Linked DNA regions of Mus musculus: region 2 is linked to region 1. A link is a contact called in ENCODE Hi-C or POLR2A ChIA-PET data. All regions are on one chromosome and are shown on one strand. Each heading gives the region's core, a stretch centred on a gene start or an enhancer-like site at or near the end of the contact. The rest is flanking DNA. Distances are from core to core; before and after follow the strand shown. Region 1 holds the start of Dtwd1 (DTW domain containing 1). Region 2 overlaps Atp8b4 (ATPase, class I, type 8B, member 4).

Region 1 (7,000 bases), core at 2,619-5,118:
CATGGGAGAGTAAACGCTACAGTATTGACTAGACCAGAGGGAAGTTTGGAAGAGATACTCTACTTTGAAATATACAACAGGATGACCAATTTTTCTCTGATGGCCATGTTTCTGACAAGAGACTCAGCTATATTAAAGCACCACCAGGAGGAAGGCACAAGTGCTTGTCCCAAAGCAAAGCCTTTCAAACAGGGCTGCTGAGGCTGAGGTTTTCTTTTCCCTTCTGATGTTTTTTGTAATCTTTATTCAAGTCTTATAGTTTTCAAATTCTGCATCAAATAAAGGTATGTCTGATTTATTCTTAGTTATTGCTGTGGCAAAACACCATGACTTAGGCAACTTACAAAAAAAAAGTTTATTTTGGAATAACAGTTTCAGAACATTAGATTCCATGACCATTATAGCAGGGAGCATGACAGCAGGCAGGCAGGCATGGTGCTGGAGCGGTAGTTTAGAGCGTATATCCTGAGACACAACCGTGATTCAGAAAGAGAGCACTGGTAATTGCTCTTTTGAAACCCCAGAGCCTGTCCCCCAACCCCCAGTGACACATTTCCTCTGCTAAGACCACACCTCCTAAACCTTCCCAAAAATTTCCACCAACTGGGGACCAAGTATTCAACTATACGAGTTGATGGGACCATTTTCATTTAAATCACAATGGTCCAGACGATTTTAGGATTAAGAGAGACTTACTCCTTACTCCCAAGCAGGCTGAACGTTTTTTTAAAACTGAAGTAGAATTTAGAAACAAGATCGTCTAGATTTTCTATTTCTCATATTAAATTTTATATGCAGGCAAATAAAGTAAATATACTTTAGAAAACTATACAGTTGCTCAAATCCTTTCTTACGTACTTCTAACAAGTGGTAGGCAAAGCAAATGATTTGGGAAATAATCCTGTTGTTAAATTTCTATCAAAACAGTAGCTCTATAAATATAACTTTTTCTTTCTGATCTACATTTCTTTTTTCAGAGCATTGGAGTCTGTGATCATAACAGAGAGCATAACAGCAGGCAGGCAAGGTGCTGGAGCGGTGTATATATGTGCACACACACACACACACACACACACACACACACACACACACACACACAGATGGTCTCTTTTTAAGTGCATTTTTCTTCTTTCCCACGAGCCTCTTACCTGCACACATGGGATCTGCTCGGTGGGCACGTTTCCCACTGGGACACAGCATGTGTAGCAGTAGAACATCCTTGAGCCACCACATTGGCGACACCGGGACCTCCCACTTTGTTGAGCCTTACGCAGCACTTCCTGAGACGCTAAGCATAAGTTTTGAAGGGGGTCTTCTGAAGCAATGGAAGTGGTTTGTGACGGTTTTGTTTCTACACAGTTTGCATTATCTTCTTTACTTTCTTGAGGAACTACAGATGGACTGAGAGCCATTTTCCCTTTGAACCAAAATATTCTGTTTCTAAAGCATGTATCATAGGTACACTGCAAAAATTAAAATGAGAAGGAATGAAATGTCAACATTGTACTGTCATTACAAATAAAATTGCCCAGTATGTTACAGTTAGCTTTAGTACTTATCAACAGATATTAATAAGTTCAAAACCCACTAAATTGATATGCTTGAAAATACAAAATTAAAAACCAACTCAAAAAAGCAATTTCAGTTACTCTTTCATTAAAAAATGGAAATGTCTATATTAAAATGATTTCACATATAAAATTTAGACATTGACAATCCATTCTGATAGTACCCATTTTGTCCCAAATATAGTAATTTTGATTTAAAATATTAATAATACAAGACTTTCTGTTACTATTGTACAGAAATACGTTCAACTATATAAATTGAATTGGCATCCTATGACACCAACACTCATGATAAATCTAAATAAAACATAAAAGTCTATAATGGTATGAGTAAAATCAGTTGGGTATTGTGAATACACACACACACACACACACACTTTTCTTTTTTCCCTGGATTTCTGACTTAAAACTCCTTTCTGAGGAGGGGTAATAGAAAGTTCAACTTAAATTGTCCCAGTATAACAGTAGATGAATACCGGATTCTGCCTTATTTCCTCCCTTGGAGGGAGGAAAGCCAAAGAACCTGACAGGCCCTGAGGATTTCCTTTCACTCGGTTAGCAAGTAAGCCTATAAAACCCTCTCTAAAACCCCATCAGGACTTCCGGTAGCTTCTGGACAGTTGATGATGCAAGGGCATCCGCTCACTGTAAGGAAGCCCACCTCGGCTGCACAGGGAGGAAGCACCTGTGCTCTAGTCCCTTACCTACTCCACCTGCCTGTATGTTTAAATCTGTTAAAATCGCCTTTATAATAACCATCAAATGCAAGCATAGTGTCCCCTGAGATCTGTGGGCCACACAAGCAAATCAAATGCATTTGAAGAGGGGATGAAGGACTCTCAGCTTGTAGCTAGTTGGAAGGGAATTCTGATGGTTCAGTGTGTGACTTGGAAGAGGCTGGGACAATTTTGTGACTGAATTGTCAGCCTGTGGATTCTGACATTGTCTCCAGTAGTATATAATAACAATCAATGACAACAAGGACATAGATGCATGTAAGTATACCTATACTTAACATCAAATACGTGCAGGGCGATGCAGCTGGAGTTGGGTGGGGGAGAGTTGTAAAGAATTAGAAAACAAGGGCGGTTCCTAGGGCAAATAACTAGCATCCTGATGGTCTACTCTGCAAATTGGGCTGAAAAACTTTTTTTTCCACTCAATTTCTCTAAAAATAATGATACTTATGCAGTTTCATCCTGTCTGCTTTGCACATAACATCTATTTTTAGGCTCAAAGTCAGATTCTAACTCAGTTATAAACTCACACAAAGACAATCTTTTACACTTCTGACTACTTATCCCTGGGTCCACATATTTGATATGGACAAACATATTCATTTGGAGGCACTTTTCAATGAGGCAAAAGTACAACTCTTTCCGATTTACCTATTCTTGATTTTTTTTAGATAGATTCAAATACTTATCAACTAAATTGAAACCACTCTGTAGAAGGCATCCAGGACTTATCTTTCTACTCAACTTTGGGGCACTACACAGATCGGCGGAACAAGGCTACTTTTTCCAACACACTAAGCTGATTTGCCTCCCAAGGGAATATTCTTTAAATTTCTCCTATTTTGAATTGTGGACAAATTCAGGACCAGATAAGACTGTTTTCAATATTTGCTTGTGAAGTACTAAGAACTGATCGTATAATTTGATGAGGTACAATATCCCTCTCGCCCCCCCCCCCCTTTTTTTTAAACATCCAAGATACCACCGCCATTTTTTAAACACAGAACTTGACTCCCTTCCCACAGAACACATTATATGACAGGCGAAATGTCTTGGAAATTTTTGCATTTGGAGTTCAATCATAAACAGCCCTGAAATGCTGCAATCTTGGGCTCTTCATCCTTACCCAACCTCGTGGAACTAGCAACGCAAAGTGTTACTATACTTGTCTCACATTCCCAAGAAATAGACACACAAGAAACGCGTCTGCTTATCGGCTGACGGTAACAGCACACATCTGGTTTCCTTTTCCCGCGACCATGCCGAAACCACGCCAAAGCCTGAATTACAGATCGGTGCTCACAGGGAGCTGGCCTTGCCAGGAGTGAGCAACGCCGACTCGGGAAGCCTAATAAGGCTTCATTTAGGCCCCAGACCACTCAAGTCTTGCCCCCACGGGCACGCCACACGCAGCACTAGCCCGCAGTGAGACCTCCGCTGGGCCTGGCCGGCGTCCGGCCCGAGCCACCCGACCCGAGGGGATGCCGACCTGCACCACGCTCAACTCTCGGTCCGTACCGCCTCCGCTCCACGCGCTCCCCCCCGGAGCGCTTTCCGCAGAACACCGGAGGGCGGGGCCTGGCGGTTGCCAGGGCCACGGGGAAGCTGACCACGGCGCATGCTCAGAGGGAGAATCCCGTGGGCGAGCAGGAGGAACTGGTTCGGAAGTCCCGCCTTCGCTTCCCGGGTGACCTGTTCCAAAGGAACCGTCAGCTTCCTGCTGTGCCGCCCGTTGTGGGCCCCCAGCGCAACTGGGGACGTGTTCCGGAACAGCCTTTTCGAAAGTAGTTTCTGTGAGTTAGTGAGGAGCTAGTAACACCGCTTTACCTCCCCAAATACTATATTTACGAGATCTCAGACTTGTAGCTTTAGGTGGTTGGTAGTTCAAGCTTGATAGACTTCTTAGGAAAACCGTTTATGCATTTTGTGCTTTGCTTACAACACGCAGAGTTGACACCTACTGTATTTTTCTTTTATTTTTTTTTAAAGTCTAATATATGTGGATAAGTGATTAAATTATTTTTCTATGCTCCACCTCAAAGAAACCTAAACAATAGTTGTTAAATTAGAAACAAAACTGTCATATATCAAGCAATTTGTTTAATGAGTGGAGAATTATGAAATTAACCAATGGGAGAAAAAGAACAGCCTTGTGTGTAATCACGAATGACAAGCCAGGACACTGATATTTACCACACCAGAATTTATATAAAAGTTTTAACAGAAAAATAGACAATGGTTAACATGAATTCCCAGGATCACACCTGTAAGTAGGAGAAAGGCCCATTTCCAGCCTGGTCATGAGTGGTAGCTTCTACTTGAATAGGAGAGACAGAGACAGACAGACAGAGAGACACAGAGAGGAAGAAGAAGAAGAAGGAGGAGGAGGAGGAGGAGGAGGAGGAGGAGAGAGAGAGAGAGAAGAGGAGAGGAAGAGAAGAGAAGGGAAGGGAAGGGGAAGGAAGAAGGGGAAGGGAAGGGAAGAGAGAGGAGGAGAGGGGAGGGGAGAGGAGAGGAGAGGGGAGGGGAGGGGAGGGGAGAGGAGAGGAGGAGAGGAGAATCCCTTCTGTCACTCTTAGCAGACTGAATAGGTCCCTTAATGTTTTGGAGACCTCAACTCGAGCCAAACTGGTATTCCTGATTTGGATACAGAAAAGGAATTTCAGAACTAGTGAGAGTGAGGTAGAAATTAGACCATGGATATTTGAATTTAGACTTTAAGCAAAAATGTTTTAATAAAGAGAGGCATGCAGAACAAAAGTCATTCTAAATGTCAGCCAGTCCACTATACCTTCACTTATCAAAACAGAAAAAGAAGTTACTAACCTTTTGAGACGCAATGTGAGAGCCACCAGAATGGTATTCATATATGTTGAATGCTAAAACAGTTGAGAGTCTACTTTGAGACCCACATTGACATGTCTACCTGCCTTAGGAATTAAGCTTTAGTTATTTGTGCACAACATCACAGTTAGGCATCAAACAGTGAGGGCCTGAACATCAGAAAATGGGATATTTGACTTTTAATTGTTAGCCCTTTCAATTTTTGGCTTTGTTATTGTCATCTTTACACCTTGCCCTGGAAGTGCTTACATGTTAAGTATGGGTAGTACAGGAAACATTATGACAAATTTTAGGAACCTCAAAAGAGGCTGGGGGAGTCCATGAAGCCAAATCCTGATGAGTGGTTGGAGTCTAGGGAAGAATTTCCAACTGGACAGGGTGTTGCATAGGATATGTCGTTTCACATCTTGACTTATTTATAAACAACAATAAAAACTTAAGTCAAAACTATACTTTAGAGCCAGCAGTGATAACTCATATCTGTATTGGGGAACCAGGAGAATCAAGAGATTGAGACTATCCTAGCACACATAGTAAGTTTCAGGCCAGTCTAGACTGGGGAAGACACTGTCTAAAACAAAATCCCATATTTTTTAAATAATGAAATTATTCATGGCAGAAAGTCATTAGGCTTAGTACATTATACTTAGTAAAGTACTATCCAATAGAACTTTCAGCTGCATGTATGTACATATATACATATGTGCATATATGCATAGATATGGCAAGCATTCCTATGTTCCAATGTTCTAGGTTGCTATGTCTGTGTAACTAATTACTCCAAAGTACAGTAGTTTGAAACAACCATGTGGTCTAGTGCATAATGGATTGTTTTGTTTTCTCTTGTAAGTCAAATGGAAAGACTGAGCATACTATCAGGGTGCCTATTAATACATTCACGACTTGAATTACTTTGAGAATTTCACACAGTGCATTTTGATCATATTCGCCTTCTTTCCTAACTCCTCCCAGATACACCCTCTCCATCCTCAACTTTAAGTTTTCATTATCATAAAAACAAACAAACAAACAAACAAACAAACAGCAACAAAACCTTATCCAGTCCAATTTGTGTTGCACAACTACTCTTGGGAGTAAGGGCTGTCCTGGAGTATGGTAATGCCTGGAGTAATGCCTCATCTTCCTCACAGTGCGGCAGGAGAGTAGCAGACTCATCAGCTTAGGCTGGGAGTCTGAGAGTCTCTGTTGCTGTGATAAAACCATGACTTAAAAGCAACTTGGGGAGGAAAAGAATTTATTTGGCTTACATTCCAGGCCATAGTCCATTGATGGAAACCAAAGCAGGAACTTAAAGCAGGAGCTAAGACAGAAGTCACGAAGGGGTACTGCTTCCTAGCTTACTCCCCATTGCTTACTTAACCTGCTTTCTTATACAGCCAAAGACTGCCTTATCAGAGGTGGCAGTGCCACTTGTGCCCACCCAAATCAATCACCAGTCAATAAACTGCACTACAGACTTGCCTACAGACAATCTTATTGAGGCATTTTCTCAGTTGATGTTCCTCCTCCAAGATTACTCTAATTGTGTCAAGCTGACAAAACCAAACCAACCAAAAACAAAACAATACAACAACAACAACAAAAAGCAACAACAACAAAAACCCCAAAAGAAGAAAAGAAAAGAACCCCAGGCTGGAGAGACTACAAATGGAGCACTGCAAAGAAGGCTGAAATCACATGTCCTTTTTGACCCATCCTCAAAAAATAACAGTGTTATATCTCTCCTATTATTTTGCTTGCAAATGAGACTTTAGGCCTGTTCAGATACTAGGAAAAGGAACATAGTTCACACTTCCTAAAGGGTTATCAAAGAAAGTGTAACTTGTAAGG
Region 2 (6,045 bases), core at 2,164-4,663, 210 kb before region 1:
GCCAGGAAAGGACTGAGGAAAATGGCTCATCCCTCGCACCCCCTCTCTCCTTTGCAGGCTGAATGCATGGCTGAGCACAGCGCTCCCTCCCTCCGCTGTAGTGTGTTCAGATGGTATGGGCTGTGAGTGCTCTAGTCAACTCAACCCTGCCTATGGTTCTGCATTACAGCATTGTACTAAACTGCCCTCATTACAAAGCCTAGAAGGCAGAGCCCTTCTTTTCACATCTGTTTGTATTCTGAGGTCCAGTAGAATGTCGGATGCCCACACACTGTCCATCTTCACCGAAAGGTACTATGTGTAGCTTTCTTCCTTCCTGATGAATTGCATTTGCAAGAACCAGCTTGTGTTTGGAGAGCTGAGTTCCAGGAAGTAAGAGAAAGGACAGCTATGAACACCCACCCAGGTCTTACAGTGCACTCATTCCAGTCTGGCAGGGAGTGAAGGCCTTGGAGGGTGGGGGGAGCATTAGCAATTTTAGCAGAGCATAAAAATTGTTCTTTTTCTGCCTGGAAAGGGACTTGTGTCACATGTTAGGGAGACATTGTTGGGGAAAGCTCCTAAATAAGTAGAATTTCAGCCAGTGTGTTCATGAACTTCACCCTCCCTTGGAATGTTTTCGTTTTGCAAGGGGGAAATAGAGGTTGAGTCATTTACACAGCAAATGGGAGCCTCACCAAACAGGAAACCCTGGGAGATGTTTTTTTTTTGCTTCAGTGCCTTCTCAAAGCCCAGTTTATGAGATCTGCAGTGCCGTCAGAGACACACATTCATGTCTGGTATCATTTCTCCCATTCATCAGATGGCGCTGCCAGTTTTCATGACCATGATGAGCGTTCATTGGGTTGCTTATCTACCGAGGACATTGGAGCCTTCTGCTTGCAACAGTAATCCTCTGTGCCTGCTCTGTCTCCTTCCCCACAGTGCATTTCAAACAGCCTTCTAACCTTACACATCCTTTTGTTTGTTTCTGCAAACTGCCTGCTAACTGTCTGATATCATCCTTGGAACCAAGGCTGAGTGACAAGTCTAAGTGCAGGCACGATTTTGGTCCCGGACAGCAGAGGGCAGTGTTGAGCCAGGAAACAAGGTGACCTGCCTTTGCTTCTGGGTCTGCTTTTGTAGTTCATACATAAACTCTTGGTGATGCATTTTTATATGCATCACTGTATGTTAAATAACTCAAAAGCTGAAGGCATAATGCTTGTTTTAATATGACCATTCTCTCCCATCAGAGGATCTTCAGCATAAACTCATTGTAATAAATGCTTTCCACACTGGGCAGGACATCAAGAAGACAGTTCATTTTGCCATAAGTCGAAACATCTGCTAACCTATTCTTCACTTTCTGTTTTCTTCTGGAATTCATCTATACATGTAGTGGTATATTCACATGCAGGGGCTGGCTTGGGCATCCTTCTGCAGGGGACATCTGCCGGTATTCCTATGATGGAAGCTACTGTGGTCATGCCAACAGACCTGTTATTTATAACCTGGTCACCCACAGGTCTTCTGGGTGGGAATTTACCTTCCTATTAAAGACATTATCACATTTTTTAGGAGAACAGTAGAATGCCAGTTCTAATGGGCTTATGTCATCATATAAGCTACTGATTAGGTCTTTAGCATTGCGAGGAATTTCTATTTGTAAAAACCCCATGTTTGGAGTTTGGAGTTTCTCACAAGGTCATTGTTATCATTTAAACTTATGAGGATTTTATTTTTACTTAAAATATTTTTCTTTTATTTTATAATAATAAATGGCATCATGAATCTCTTTCAAAGTTAAACAAAATGTGTTTATAAGTGGACTATTGTTTTCAGCCAGGTTATATAATGATGAGCGCATGCGCGCGCGCGCGCGCGCGCACACACACACACACACACACACACACACACACACACACACACACGTATGTACGTACGTCAGGAAGAAAGGGAGAGGGAAAAATGGAGAAAAGGAAAGAGAGAGGGAAGGAGGGGAGTGCTCTGTAATGAGAAGGTTTCATTCATCGCCTTTAGTTTTTGTTTAGCATATTGAAAAACACCGTTTTTCCAGAGAGTGGTTCTTTATACACCAAAGCTATCAAGATTCCTTGGTTAAAGCCAGTTTTTAGGTAGTGTAAAATGTTTGAGGTAGTTCTGTTTTCTCTGTGTTTAGCTGCCTAGTTCCTTGTGCTCCCCCAGCCCCTGCAGGATTGACATGCACTGCTGTCTGGCCTTCCCTCTGCTTGGTGGCCTAATACCTGGGCCTTACGCTGAAGAGTGGTAGCATGAGTTCATTTCCAGGCCGGCCTCTTGGTTCAGTTATAGACAAGCTCTGTGTGCTTTGTTATGCCTTTTTTTAATTCTCTTATTCTTTAAGGAAAGCAAAGGAAAATTTGCTTGGACAAAGCACGAGTTTTTCCAATGGACATGCAGTTTATGACAACAAGCAGCGGTTGGGGTTGGACGCGGGTGCAGGAGAGGCTGTGACAGGAGAATATGCCTTAGTCATAAATGGCCACAGTTTGGTGAGTTTGCCCGAGGCTGTTCTTCTCTTTTTCTTTACTCCAGCAATCATCTCTTTTGTGCTGCCTTAATGAGAGTCTCCTTTGTGTTTTTCAAACAAATGTCACTACAAGAGATAGGGCGTGCACAGGATTTCCTGTTTGCAGAAGGAAAGACTTCCAGTGTGCCTTTCAGACATCATTGTTTGAAGGATCGCACTGGATGTGAGGCTCTGGAGAAACAGTTCGCAGGGAGTCTATGAGTTCTGCCTAAACGGTTACTTCCGTTGCTTCGCAGAACGGTTTAAACGCTTTTGGAAGACGGTGGGGGATGGCGCAGATCAGTTTTTCAGTTACCGTTCTTGCGAAGGTTTGTGATTTGCGAGTCATAACCTGACCTTCACAGAATTACCACGCCAAATCATTGCCATTAAGATACCTCTGGTGGTTTTTCTAAATAGCAACGTTCTGCAGCAAAGCCAAACGATTTGATTTCATTAGGAAATCTGGCTCTTGTCATAATAGAATAAACTTGCATTGTACTTCTAACGCAGTTCAGGTTCCAAGCCCCAAACAAAACTCAACCGCTCCTCCTGAGTCTCTAATTAGAATACAAAAGCCCCGACTGCAGTCTCGTGAAATTATCATTTCTATGTACAAAGAACTTAATCTCACATCTTTCTTTGGCTTTGGTGCTCATTTTTCACTTTGGAGTTTGGAAAAAATGAACGTTTGTTCTTGAAGGCAGTTTCTTAGTGGACAAAAGAAGTTGGAGCTGAGTCTATTAGATTCCCCCTTGTGACCGTCCGCCTGTTAGCTCCTAGCTCTCTAAGCACTATCCAGCTGGATCCCAGACGCAGCAGAGTGCTGCTTCCACACCGTGGAAAGTTACAGAGCTCAGCTGCAGGCCAAGCTCAGTCAAAAACTGGTCCAGATGACATGAACTTTTCCCTTGCACAGATGAACACCAACTGAAAGTTATGTCTGTCTGCTGAGATCTGGAGTTGAGTGGCCTGGGCAGCTCGGTAGGACAGGATCCCTCCTGTATTATGCTTTTGACAGGCCCCTGGGCTTGAGGAAGCAGTGTTTGTAGGGCATGGGCTTTCTGGTGATAGTCACCTAGCCTGTCTTTTCCTCTGTTGAAAGAAGGCTCTAAGCTGGAAGCTCTTCAGGAGCCCTGTTTGCTTCAAAGCCCTGTGCTCATGAAACCATGAGATGTCCTTCTTCAGTTAGGGAGAATTGTCTGTATTTTTGCTAGTACAGTCAGGTTTTGTTTGCTTTCTTTTTAAATCATAGCTCCAGTTCTCTCAAATTCTGAAGCTTTTCTGAATGTATCCAGGTCTGTCTTCATCAAAACCCAAGTCTACGTTTAACTTGTTGATAATAAAGAAAAATGAGCAGAGGCAAAAGGGGCCATTCTGAGCAAAAGAGCCAGTTATATGCCTTGTCTTTCAGAACATGTGGTATATTTGAGAATGATGGTCCACAGTTTTCTGAGGCATATAGACTTTGATATAGAATTTTTCTGCACCAGAGTCACAGCTTTGGCCTCATTTACCCACCCATTGCCTCATACCATTTTCATTGTTTACACAGACTGGCCAGGTCACAGTGCTAGAGAGTGGCCGAGAACTCAGACATGATTGGAGCATAGTCCTTGTTTGGGAGATCACAGTATAGTTCTGATAGAAGTATGACAGATACTGCAAAAGAGGCATTAATGCAATGCCTTTAGAGCACAGAAATAGGCACGTTTAATTATTTGTTTAAAAAATAAACAGAGGAGACTTTCTGGCAGAGCGGATGTTATTGAGTAAAAATGCTAGCAAATACAAAGATATAAAGGCAGTCTTTTAAGTAGCAATGCAGCCTGATGGGAATTATAAGAGGACCTAAAGGTGCTACCGAACAGAGCCCCTGAAGATATGCGGGCCAAACTGGAGTGGGCTGCGAGTGTCTCACTAAGGGTTCACTCTAAATAGCTGTTACTCAACAGCAGACTCATGTTTTCTCTGAATGTGTCTAACATAGAGTACAACGTGAGATGTTTCTAGAAATGTAATTGTCCAAAAAAGTTAATTGGAGAGAATCATGTTCTCTTTTCAGTAATTGCTGAGGGTATAGAAAGGCTCTTGGTATGTGGAACAAGGGTAGGAATTGGTTGGGGAATCCTGACTGAGGCCCAAGTTGCCTGTCTCCCTCCTATTCAGGCTCCTGATTTCAGCCACAGTGTTTTGCTAGGGACAGCCTCTGCTCAGGTCCTTTTCATCTTGCCTATGCGTTGGCAGTCACAAACACTAAGTCTACAAAACAGTGCAAAGGACACTAGCAGTGTGCCATGTAGAAATCACCATGGTTGGCAGTTCATATCAGCAGGTTCTAGCTGTTGCTTCTATTGATTTTCAGTAGTTCCTAGTAGAACTTTATAGTAATATATATATTTTTTTAGACAGGGTTTCTCTGTATAGCCCTGGCTATCCTGGAACTCATTTTGTAGACCAGGCTGGCCTTGAACTCAGAAATCTGCCTGCCTCTGCCTCCCAAGTGCTCGGATTAAAGGCGTGCGCCACCACTGCCCAGTACATAGCAAGATCTTGCCAAGATGGCATGGTAACATATCAAGGAGGCACACTGAGGACATAGCTCTTATTTTTATGTTAAATTCCCTTGAAACTTGCCAACAGCTCAGTATTCATGTCTTGTTACTGATTCTGTAACCCTGAATTGATCAAGTAATGAAATGGTTCTGAAATGAAGTCAGTCAAGAACCATGCTATTTGCTTTGTAATTTACAATCGTCATGTGTTCTGTTTGCTTTGATGACACAGGCCCATGCCCTTGAAAGTGATGTCGAGAACGATCTTTTGGAGCTCGCCTGTGTGTGTAAGACTGTGGTTTGCTGCAGAGTCACCCCACTCCAGAAAGCCCAAGTAGTAGAGTTGGTAAAAAAGCACAGAAATGCTGTGACTTTGGCCATTGGTGATGGGGCCAACGATGTCAGCATGATTAAAAGTAAGAGGGTATTTTCTCAATGAGACATACTGCACGCATGGAGTCCTGCTTCAGCCTGTGATGCAATGTAATAGCAATGTTCATTCGTTTAATTTTACCATGGTTCTTATAAAAATTATACTTTCTGGGCAGCACTTACATAACTACTAGTACCTCTAAGGCATTTCTCTTCAGTTAAAACACCTGCATATTTCTTAGTTTAGAAAAGGGCATTGCTTGCCTTCTACAGTTTGAGAGGGAGAGACCACTCAGGGCAGGTAAAAGCAGCCAGCGCTTCGTTCCTAGCAGCTGGGGTTGGTTCCATCTTTGATATTTACAAGTGTAAAGTGCAAATTTCCAACCTTTACCCAGCCCAGTTTTCTCTTAGATAAAACTAGGATCAATACTTAACCATGTGACTAGTTCAGGATATATGTGAAAAACCATAATAATTATTATAGTTATACAGTTACAAAAAATGGCTAACATAAAAGAGGAATAAGTTTCTTAAAGATGCTGCAACTCTTTCTCATCTTCTTTTCCCTCTAGGTGCCCACATTGGCAT

The links. Hi-C counts contacts between places; a loop is a spot of excess contacts on that map. ChIA-PET counts read pairs that join two places held with the same protein, here RNA polymerase II (POLR2A).
Region 2: a loop to region 1 is called in a map of left cerebral cortex, with 2.0 times the contacts of the local background. The contact joins the enhancer-like site here to the promoter of Dtwd1 in region 1. A Hi-C loop is called at or near these places in 3 of 37 maps with a recorded cell type or tissue (Patski, T-helper 1 cell and left cerebral cortex). POLR2A ChIA-PET finds 5 or more read pairs at or near these places in 1 of 5 experiments (Patski).

Annotation. Positions count from the first base shown.
Region 1 is chr2:126,149,009-126,156,008 of GRCm38, reverse strand. Dtwd1 (DTW domain containing 1) reads right to left here and starts at 3,868. Exons shown (of 5, transcript NM_026981.2): 1 at 3,795-3,868; 2 at 1,149-1,463. The coding sequence starts at 1,412. Fam227b (family with sequence similarity 227, member B) reads left to right here and starts at 4,005. Exons shown (of 17, transcript NM_029455.3): 1 at 4,005-4,098.
Region 2 is chr2:126,358,224-126,364,268 of GRCm38, reverse strand. Atp8b4 (ATPase, class I, type 8B, member 4) reads left to right here. Exons shown (of 28, transcript NM_001080944.3): 21 at 2,366-2,513; 22 at 5,318-5,501; 23 at 6,030-6,045. Among named protein-coding and RNA genes, the nearest start is that of Atp8b4, 130 kb to the left of the region's middle. Within about 2 kb of position 3,413, at least 1 of the 3 ENCODE cell types and tissues checked has a DNase peak (open chromatin) inside an H3K27ac peak, as active enhancers do.